Linked DNA regions of Homo sapiens: region 2 is linked to region 1. Evidence: chromatin loops called from intact Hi-C (ENCODE). Cell type or tissue: B cell. All regions are shown on one strand. Region 1 overlaps DOCK10 (dedicator of cytokinesis 10). Region 2 overlaps NYAP2 (neuronal tyrosine-phosphorylated phosphoinositide-3-kinase adaptor 2).

What was found. Hi-C counts contacts between places; a loop is a spot of excess contacts. Peaks named below come from ENCODE experiments on the same cell type or tissue, not always from the same donor. Only the 100,000 strongest peaks of a DNase experiment are listed, where the experiment ranks them.
Region 2: it touches region 1 in a loop (32-fold over the local background); 8 of 110 quality-filtered maps call a loop at or near these places.

Annotation. Positions count from the first base shown.
Region 1 is chr2:224,928,910-224,933,909 of GRCh38, reverse strand. DOCK10 (dedicator of cytokinesis 10) reads left to right here. Exons shown (of 56, transcript NM_014689.3): 2 at 2,242-2,361. Among named protein-coding and RNA genes, the nearest start is that of MIR4439, 79 kb to the left of the region's middle. In B cell, CTCF peaks have their summits at 2,620 and 2,829 (motif pointing left); DNase peaks (open chromatin) are centred at 2,799 and 3,552; H3K27ac peaks cover 3,298 bases.
Region 2 is chr2:225,657,773-225,662,772 of GRCh38, reverse strand. All of the region lies in intron 7 of NYAP2 (neuronal tyrosine-phosphorylated phosphoinositide-3-kinase adaptor 2), which reads right to left. Among named protein-coding and RNA genes, the nearest start is that of NYAP2, 260 kb to the right of the region's middle. In B cell, CTCF peaks have their summits at 1,931 and 2,130 (motif pointing right); a DNase peak (open chromatin) is centred at 2,132.

The DNA of each region.
Region 1 (5,000 bases):
AATGCTGGATTTGGGGACTAATGGGTGATAAAATTTAAAAGATAGTGAGAACCCGATTATAGAAGTCCTCTCAAAACATCCATATGTCATTTGCCTTTAAACCTATAAATTACAATATACACTAAAACCACACTCTCATATCTCTACTCATTTTGGTGTGAGGAGGGAGAAGATAAAAGTGTTATTAGCCACATCATGGACTATTGCTGTAAATACCAAAGGGCATCATATACTTAAGCTGAAGAACTCTTAGAGACATAAACAATGAACCAAATCTAAGGCAGACGTAAGAGCTTCCTGAAAGGGTTTTACTGTACATTTTGTTTCGTTTGCTACATTTGATACCTACACACTCAATAGGGAGGAAAAACAGGTTTCAGAATAAGCCAACTGTTTCAGACTTGAAGGCCTGTGGGGGCAGTTGGTAATATAAAAGTAATATGCTGCAGGGTAAGATAAAGACTACTGAGGCCTACAGCTGAATTGGAGAGAAATACCATGACTTAAAGACATTCAAAGCCAATTAAAAAGAAAATAAATGTGGGTGGCAAACCAAACATCTGGAACGTGCATTTGCCTTTTGAGCTGTCAATCTAAATCTTTGGAATTAACCTTTGCCTGGGAAATAAGGAATTAGAACTTAAAATAAGTCTAAATAGAATAATATCAAAAGGCAATGATTCCAGAAAGTCTTTTTTTCCACTCCCCAAGTCATGCCATAGCATCTCTGAATTTTCTTCCTCAAAATACTCAATGTCTCACAGCTCTTTCATTAAATATGTTCGTCAACTGAATTTCTTTTCTCCAAACATTGTGTGGGGTATTTCTTTTTTACTAAACTAGCCATCTTTCTGGAAGGACCTTCTAGACAGAATATTCACCTGGCATTACCCTTAGTTTCCTTAAGCATTTGTGAAGTGAGCTGGGTTTTTTTTTCTAATGTAGAAAGTATATGATGACCCTTGCCTTTGGCCCACTATGTTCACATTTGTTTTATTTTTTATATTTGGAAAATTATCAAAATATATATTGACTGCTACTTTGAAAAGCCCATTAGCATTTATTAAAATGTCAATGAAAGTTCCTAGGGCCTTATCAGAAGAGATCTTCCAAAGAAAGCCTTAGGAGTCAAAGCTAACTCTGTGTACTTTGCAGAATGAGGAAGGGTGGCATGTGTGAGTGTGGGGAAGGAAGAGTTTGGTGGGGAAGTATCTGTTGATGTCACTTACGTGAAAAAGAAAAATAATAATTTTTTTCACTTATGGGATCACTTTAGCGTTCAAATTTTGTAGGAACCACTCAAGCTTCTAGGAGCCCCAAAATAACCCAGAGGACCACCGCTTTTCACTTAGGTTGCATAAATGCTTCATCAAAAGGGTTAGAGGATGCAGATTGTGTTTTTGGTTTTCTGTTTTGGATTTTGTTGTGTTTTGCGGCGAGGGAGGGTCCACTTTTCTCACCTTATGAGTTCTGTACAATTGGAACAAACACATCAACCCTATAATGAAACTGTCACATTTCTCCCTCTATTTTATTTTTATTTTTGGCACTATGAGGGGCTTCTTTGAGGGGAGCACATTCCCTCTTGGCTTCAGGAATCTAATGCAATGTGATTATCGGGCTATTTTTTCACTTATCCATTTTCATCACACTGCATCCATAATAGTCCTGTCGTTCAGTTCTATTAGAAAATGACCTAGCTTGTCTCTGTAGAGACAAAGAGGCTCAGAGCCAAGCAATTAATCCTGACACAGGATCCATGTGTTCGTGACAACCAAGAGTGCCTGTGATACTTTCATTGCTAACAAGGTGCCAACATTTTTAAATAGACCCAACAGAACTCATGAGGAAGTATCTAATTCAGAAGAAATGATGATAATCATCATAATACCGTAGCAAGTAAGCAGAAGGTCTTTCTTCATGTTGACAAAGATAAAATTTACATAAACATCTATTCTGTGGATGTGATAGGGCTGGGTATCATGAGCCTTGGGGACTCAATAAGAACAGCTTGAATTTCTGAGGGAGATATCAGGTATTTTAGGATTTTCTCATATTATTTCAAATCTGGAAATAATAGGTGTGTGGCTTTGCCCTAAATTCCTGGAGTCTCTGTGACTGCATTGGAAGGATTGTGCAGTGTTAAAGCCTCAATGATAACTAAGAGATGAAATCCAACCAGGCATAGAAAAGGGAGATGGTGTATGTCAGTGATTAATACCATATTTTCTTTTTCTACAGCAAGAAAAGCCTAGGCTTCTCGAGCCTTTGGATTATGAGACTGTCATTGAAGAACTTGAAAAGACCTACCGGAATGATCCTCTTCAAGATCTCTTGTTCTTCCCCAGTGATGACTTTTCAGTAAGTCTTCTCTTCTCAAGCCATTTAGATTCAGGAGGGCCCTACACATTGGGTCATTGTCTTTCCCTGTAGATTCAGAGAGTCCAGGCCTCCCTGTGGCCACCCTACATCTCAGTCTCTGCAGCAGGAGTTCACATCCTATAATAGAAAGTACCCCAGGGCCCCCTCAAGTTGAAAGATTGGAGGCTGAGTGAGTCAGTGGCCACTGGGGACTGGGAGGAGGCCCAGGACACTGCCCGGTTCCAGCTGGCACTCGTGTGCCTGCCAATGTCTGGGTTTCTAACCACTGCCTTACCTGGACTCACAGAGCACTTCCTCCCTCAGCCATTTCTAACTGAAAGCTTCCAAGCAACTGAAACCAACCAATGGCAAAGACAGGACTCCATTAGCACAAAAGATGCAGTTCTTAAAAATCACCCTTAATCTTGGTTTGTCTTTCATAAGGAGATACTGACACCTGGGGGCAAAGAAAGGTAGGCTAGAACATCTTCATGGAGAGATTGGCGGTCTCAGATAGTCCCCTTTAGGACAATGCACACTACCACACAGACAGCCTCTGAGGATAGTAGAGATAATGAATGAAAAGGAAATTCGCTTTGGAGACAAACACAAAGTTGTGGATGGTGAGCACCCACATGTTCCAAACATAAAATACTGTTACCTTGTGGTCTTAAATGTTTTTAAATTGTGATCTAATATCTAACTGTCAAACAGAGATCTCAATGGGCAGCTATTAAACTTTCCTGTCTCTTCCTAAAAGAAAGGTGGTCTCAGACATCACAAACTTCAACATCTTAAGGCAAATAAAAAGGCAGCTGAAGGGTATCCCTGTGAAACAGCCATTGTCCATGCAAACCTCTATCAGGGAGCATGGGTCTCAGTGCCCACACATTCCTCAAGCAGCCTCAAACTTCCATTTTCTCTCTTACTTTGAGGGCAGGTCTGGCTTCTGGCTTTTAAAGAGTTTTTTTTTTTTTCACCTTCCTCCATGGATTCATGAAAAAGAAGGTATATGGAAGTTAATGATTTTCTGTTTCAAGTGTGAAGAATCATGGAAAAAAGGAGACAGATTTGTAAACAGAAAGAAAGAAACTCTTCCAATGTTTTTCAAAATTTTAAACGGCTTCCACTTGAGTGCTGGCACATTTTGAGAGAGACTTATCTCGTGCAGAGATCTCATTTCCGTGGTTGGACTAGGCCACTGGAAGTTGAACTGCAAGCATAAAGTTAAACCGCATTTTTTTAAATTCCACATCCTCATTTTCATTTTTCAGACTGAAGATTAACCTGATGAACAGTCTTTTTCTTTCTTTCTTTCTTCTTTCTTTCTTTTTTTTTTTTTTTTTTTACCGAGTGTCACTCTGTCACCCAGGCTGAAGTGCAGTGCCATATTCTTGGCTCACTGCAACCTCCTCCACCTCCTGGGTTCAGGTGATTCTCCTGCCTCAGCCTCCCAAGTAGCTGGGATTACAGGTGCATGCCACCACACCCGGCTAATTTTTGTAATTTTAGTAGAGATGGGGTTTTGCCATGTTGGCCATGCTGGTCTTGAACTCATGACCTCAAGTGATCCACCCATCTCGGCCTCACAGAGTGCTGGGATTACAGGGGTGAGCCACCACGTCCAGCCTTGAACAGCCTCTTTATGTCAAACACCACCAAAAATCATGAATCCAGGAGCATCTTTTCTCCTAGTTATGTCCTTCAAAAATATGTCAAATGCTACTTCAAGGCCTCCCAGCTCAAAAAGAGAGTGGAGGATGCAGGTAGATGGGCTGTAAAGTTTTGGCATCTTCCCATGCTCATTTAAATTGAGGAGTGTCTCTGATTACTCCTTGATCTTTATCATTCTTGGCAGCGTAACAGACAATACAAGAATAACTCTTTGTTTTTCCAGTGTGAACATTCCAATAAATACACTGAACTATTTTATTCCATGGCTGCTTAAAACCCTTCTGTGGCTCCCCCACTGCCTTCAAAATGAAGTGCAATCACCTCGGCATGACCCAATGCCTGCTTCGAGATGTGGTCCTTGCCCATTTCTCAAAGCCATAGCCTACCCTCTCCCACCCCATCCCGGCCCATCATACACCGTCACCCTCATTCCCAACTGGGGTAAAAGATCAGCACAGTTCCAAACATACTATTCTATAACACACCCCAAACCATTTCCTTCCTTTATTCATTCAGCAAATACATGATGTATAATACTGAATACTGGGCATTATTTGATGAATGGAGACAGGAGTGATTAGACAGAAATCACCTGGGGTTCTAAGGGAGCTTACCTTTTGGTGGGTTTACTTATTAAAGATTTACTTATTCCAAACAAAAAGGTAAACCAATTAATTTACCAGATAATTCAGATAAAGACCAATTCTATGAGGAAAATAAAACTAGGCAGAATCTGATGATAGAATCTGAGTAGGGTAAGAGCTGTGTTGGTCTAGGTGACCAGGGACAAGCCTCTCTAAGAAGGCGACATTTAAGCTGAGTTCTGAGTTCTCAAGAAGGATCAGCCATGCTGGGGAAAGCATGTTTCAGGCTAAAGGGGTAGCTGGTGCAAAGGCCCTGAAGAGCTCCAAGATTGGAGATTGGTATGGCTGGACAGGATAAGGCGTTTGCATCTTATTCTAACT
Region 2 (5,000 bases), 730 kb before region 1:
AACCTCTACCCCTTTCATATGCAAAGTTGATTGGGTTGGGTAGGATTACTCCTGACACCTTTTGGTCCTTCAAATAACTTTCTCATTTTCTGGGAAAGAAGTCATTAAATGCAGCATTCCAAATGCCATCCCTGTCAAAATAGCTGACAACTAGGGATTATTAACTAGCTCTAATGCAGCATTTACTTTAGAAAACAAATGCTTTGACATGACAGTACAGTTGGGGTTCCCCCCTCCCACTTTAAAGTGTCTGTTCGTAGGATTCTGTGGAAGTCCAGAAGCCAGATACATTTTGGTGAATACGTCTTGGTCTTTTGTGTTGTTGGTTAAATCTACAACAGTACTCTGGAAGCTGATATCTATGTGTGCATGTGTGGGCGAGGATATGTTTTCTTTTCAGAATGTGGAAAGGGTTCGATGTGCTCAAGTGTTAATATCCACAGACACTTGTGCACATGCACAGCTGCAGGGCTGATGTCCCATGGCACTAGTCCATGGTCCACAAAAATGTAATAACCGATGAATGGAACTTAGCTTTCTTCCAGAAGTTACTTTCCCAACCTCATGTCAACTTTGGAGATTTTGCTCTTGGTTGGCACTCTGCTTATTTGAAGTCCTAGTTGAATTTGTCCTCTGCTATGACATTTTAGTCTCAAAAAGTCAAAAGGCAAGACCTGGGAAATTGAAGAGTGATTAAATAAATGGATGAAAGTGAAGGAAAATAAGTTTTAGAATGGGAGCAAATTCAGGGGCAGGTGCAGTGGCTCACGCCTGTAATTCCAGCACTTTGGGAGGCCGAGGTGGGCAGATCACTTGAGGTCAGGAGTTCGAGACCAGCCTGGCCAACATGGTGAAACCCTGTGTGTATTAAAAATACAAAAATTAGCCAGGTGTGGTGGTGCATGTCTGTAATCCCAACTACTTGGGAGGCTGAGGCAGGAGAATCACGTGAACCCAAAAGGTGGAAGTTGCAGTGAGCAGAGATCATGCCACTGCACTCCGGCCTGGGTGACAGAGCTAGACTCCGCCTCAGAAAAAAAAAAAAAGAGAGAGCAAATTCAAAAAGGAAGTTATATATGAGGCAACTATGCATAAAGCAGGGGTTTGATAGATAGAACTACCTGGTTTTATATCTTACATCCATAAAGCCACTCACTGGTTATAAGACCTTCAATAGGTAACAGAAACTGTTTAGCCAAAAATTTTATCATCAGTGAAACGGGTATAATATTACCTACTTCAAAAGTGTGCTGTAAGAACAACATTAGATAATACAGCATTCTGAGCACTCTGGCAAACACATAAGAAGCTCTCAACAAAAGCTATTTTAGGAATCCAATTTATCTGGAGAAGTGTTTTCAACCTGAAGGATAATGTTCATTTGCAGCACAGAATGAAGAATGAAGATTTGTCCAGCAGGTGAGCTGGGTGCTAGTGCTAAAGATCTCTAGTGTTTCTTGAGTAAAAAACTCATGGCAAAGACATATTTATTATTCTGAATGAAGGGTACTGCCACTCTGAGCCAGTACTAACAGCATGTAAACATTTATTCCTAATGCACATGCAATTTAAGTTGGAGGTAAATTTACCCACAAGTTAGCAAGAATACTATTTTCCGGAAAGACTCTCAAGCTATCTGTTTCAAACATGTTAATGGAAAACAAAAGAAATCAAGAAGGAATTTTTCCATTTAACCAGTCATGCTTTTTTCTGTTCTTTTCCTTTTCAGTTGGCAAAAGAGGGATAATGATCTCCTTTCCTGGAAACTCAGGTTGAATTAAGGGATTTACAATGCACAGAAGATGTCATAAATCCTAATGAAAACAGCTGCACATATTCATAAATAATGCATAGCACTCTGAGATCAGTAGCTGTGATTCATTTTTCCCCTAAGTATTATTTTTAAAGGCATACTATTTAAAAGTTAGAGAACCTAAAATTGCAAGATTAAAGTAACGAAAAAAATTCAAAACAAAAATCATCAGCAGATTTTGTCATAGATTTCTACAGGCGTTTTGCTTATTATCCCAAACAACGCATACATCTTCTGTGTCATAAAACAGTTTTGTTTGATTCAATTTTTGAAAGCCAAGTATAGATTCCAAAGTGCGCTACAGACGCTAGGTGGCGCCATGTATCCACCTAGTGTTATGCTGTGTTTCCACAGGCTGAGTTGGCCCGCCCCATCTGAAGCCAGACATTCGTTTTAATAGTTAAATCGATACATTTTATAATGTGAATGGTTGCAGGCATTAAAAAAAATAGGCATTTAAAACTGGTATGTGGAATCTTTAAGTAAATGCTGAGGTTGGCAAAAAAAAAAAAAAAAAATGTATCCTGTGTCTCTAATACCTGCTGTCCCGACCCTAGCAGATAATAGCTTCCTATATAGACTTAATGTTTTCATTGTATTTTCTCCTACCTTAATTCAAAGAGGTGAGTAAGTAGTATTGGGGGCAGGAGAGCTGACAGTTCTGAAATGCTACCTGTAGCCAATTTCTACGTACTTTGCCTCCAACCCACATATGAGACCTACAAGGTAAGAAGAAATGCCAGACCTAAACTCCCTATTACATGGTAAATAACTTAGTAACTAATTTTGTAATTGTGAAAGAAGGAGTAATGAATATAATGGGCTCTAGGGGGGTACCAAGGACAAGGTGGGGGAAATCAATTTGCCCCAGGTGCAGGCAATAAGGAGATGCACTGTCTACAGAGAACTTAAAACCAGTGATAGAACCAACTAGAAATCTGTCTGCTTTTTCTTATCACCATGCACTAGCAGTTGTATACCAGCTTGGGGATAGTGGGGTGGACCAATCATTCCTTCAGTGACTACTGCCTTTGGAATAACACTGACTGAACTACTTTTCTCTTTAGAATTTTCCAGCAAGCAGAAAAATTGAATTTTTTGGAAAGAGGAAAAACTGTTAGGAAAAGGAGAAAGAATTAATATTTTTTTCCCACAAGTAATGTCTGTCCAGGACTTTACACACCTATGTTATCTCATTAATCCTCAACAACAACCCCAGACTCAGAAAGGTTCAGCAACATATTCCAGGTCTTACAGCCACTAACCAGTAGAGCCAGGATTCTAATAAATCTTTACTTCCTGTAAGTCTCATATCTATCTCAGGTTTTTGTCTATCTCAGGTTTTTGACTGGTTAATATCAGGTTCTGAGTGGTAAATCTCAGGTTTTTGAGTGGTTAATGTCATAGCCTTTGACATTTAATAAATACAAAACTTTGGATAAGCTATGTAACCTTACTCACTTTGGTATCCTTGGTTGTGATGTGGGATAATAATAGTACCCATCAGTGAGGACTGTAGGGAACACACCTACAATGATGCAGGCATGCTCCGAGCCCAGTCCTGGCACATGGTAAGCACATGAGAGGTGACAAAAATGGCACATCATGTTCATTATGCAAACTTCACCTAAGAACCCTGAATAACTTTTTGTCCCTTCCAGATGGTAAAGAAAGCTGGAGTACGTACTTCTGCTACTTCACACCTGTAGCTCTGGTGGTGAAGTTGATAACTCTGACCTCGGATGCTGAAGAGAGGGACACACACAGGTACCAGCGACAGCAGAGTTAGATAACAGGCATCCTCAGAGTCCACTGGGCCCAATCCCCACCCTTATTTGTCAATTGGTTCAAGACTTCTTTGAGAACATCTTCTTGCTTATTATACCCTCCTTGCTCTGACAGAATAAATGACAAGGTTGTTGGCGGCAGGCATGAGCTTGTTTTGTTTTATTCCACTCTATAATGGAGTTACTGAGAGACTGATCATGGAACTTCTGGACTTGAAAAAGTGACCCACAAATATTCTGCTGCCTAAAGTATGTAAAAGTTAATAAGCACGCAATGGCTAAATAATATGTAAATTACTTAGCCCATACTTCAGCTAAGTTGTAAAGAGTTATGACCCTCTGAATTCTTTGTATTAAAGTAGAAAGGAAATAATTCCAACATTTCATTTTACATATTCCTTGATTCAGCTACTATTTAAAAGTAATAATAAATTTTATTTTCCACCTTAGATATGACATTAATTAAAGCTCATAGAGAGTGCCATAAAGAACTAAAGCCTAACATTTTTATAAAACAATTTGACAGGACCATATAAAGCACACATAAGATAATGCTTTTTATATATTTTTTGCACTTGCATTGTTTTAATGCAACTAGGCTATAGTACTTGGTAATAGATCCACTTAGCCACTGACATTCTTATTTGTAACATGAATTTATTCCACATTTCACAGGGCTAGATCCAAATTCTTTGGTAAATATCATTTTTATAACAAATAAGCATAATTTCTTTGTAGCATAATTTCTTTTTAACATAATCTTTGTTAACATAGCACTTTATTTTACAATTTGAAGTTAGTACAGAGAAACACTTCTCAAACATAATGCTGATGTTGTACTGTGAACTTAGGGGGGTGTTCCAAGACCTCCTCTTAGGGTTTTTCATGTTTGGAAATATATGTAAGGTTGACATGTATGCAGAAGGAAGTAAATAATAAGAGCCAATTTTAATATGTGTTGCACAGCCTGAAAGAAGCTGTGTGGTGGTGAGAAGCTGTGTGTTAATGAGTTCAGATTTTGTTGGTTCTGTTCTGTGTGTTGTTTCTGCTTTTCTTCCATTTCCATCATGTGGTGTAATCATGAGCATACAATAAAATCAGCTGTGTAAAGGTACAAATGGCATGGAAAACATGTTCTCAGTTCAGGTCTGATAGGAGAATCTGGAATATCACAGAATCTCAAAAAAGAAAAAAAGAAAACACTTTTGTTCAACACTTGAGCAGCACATTATAGAGAAGGGGCCGTTGGTCACACAGAGTGAGGGTGGCACATGCTCTCCAACTACATATTCTGTGGCTATCTCATTCCCAGCACTGCTTTCTCCTGTGGACTGTAAAACCTTAGTCTCAAAGTAGGAAACACTTGACAATGTATCCAACTGATCAGGTAAAATGTCCCT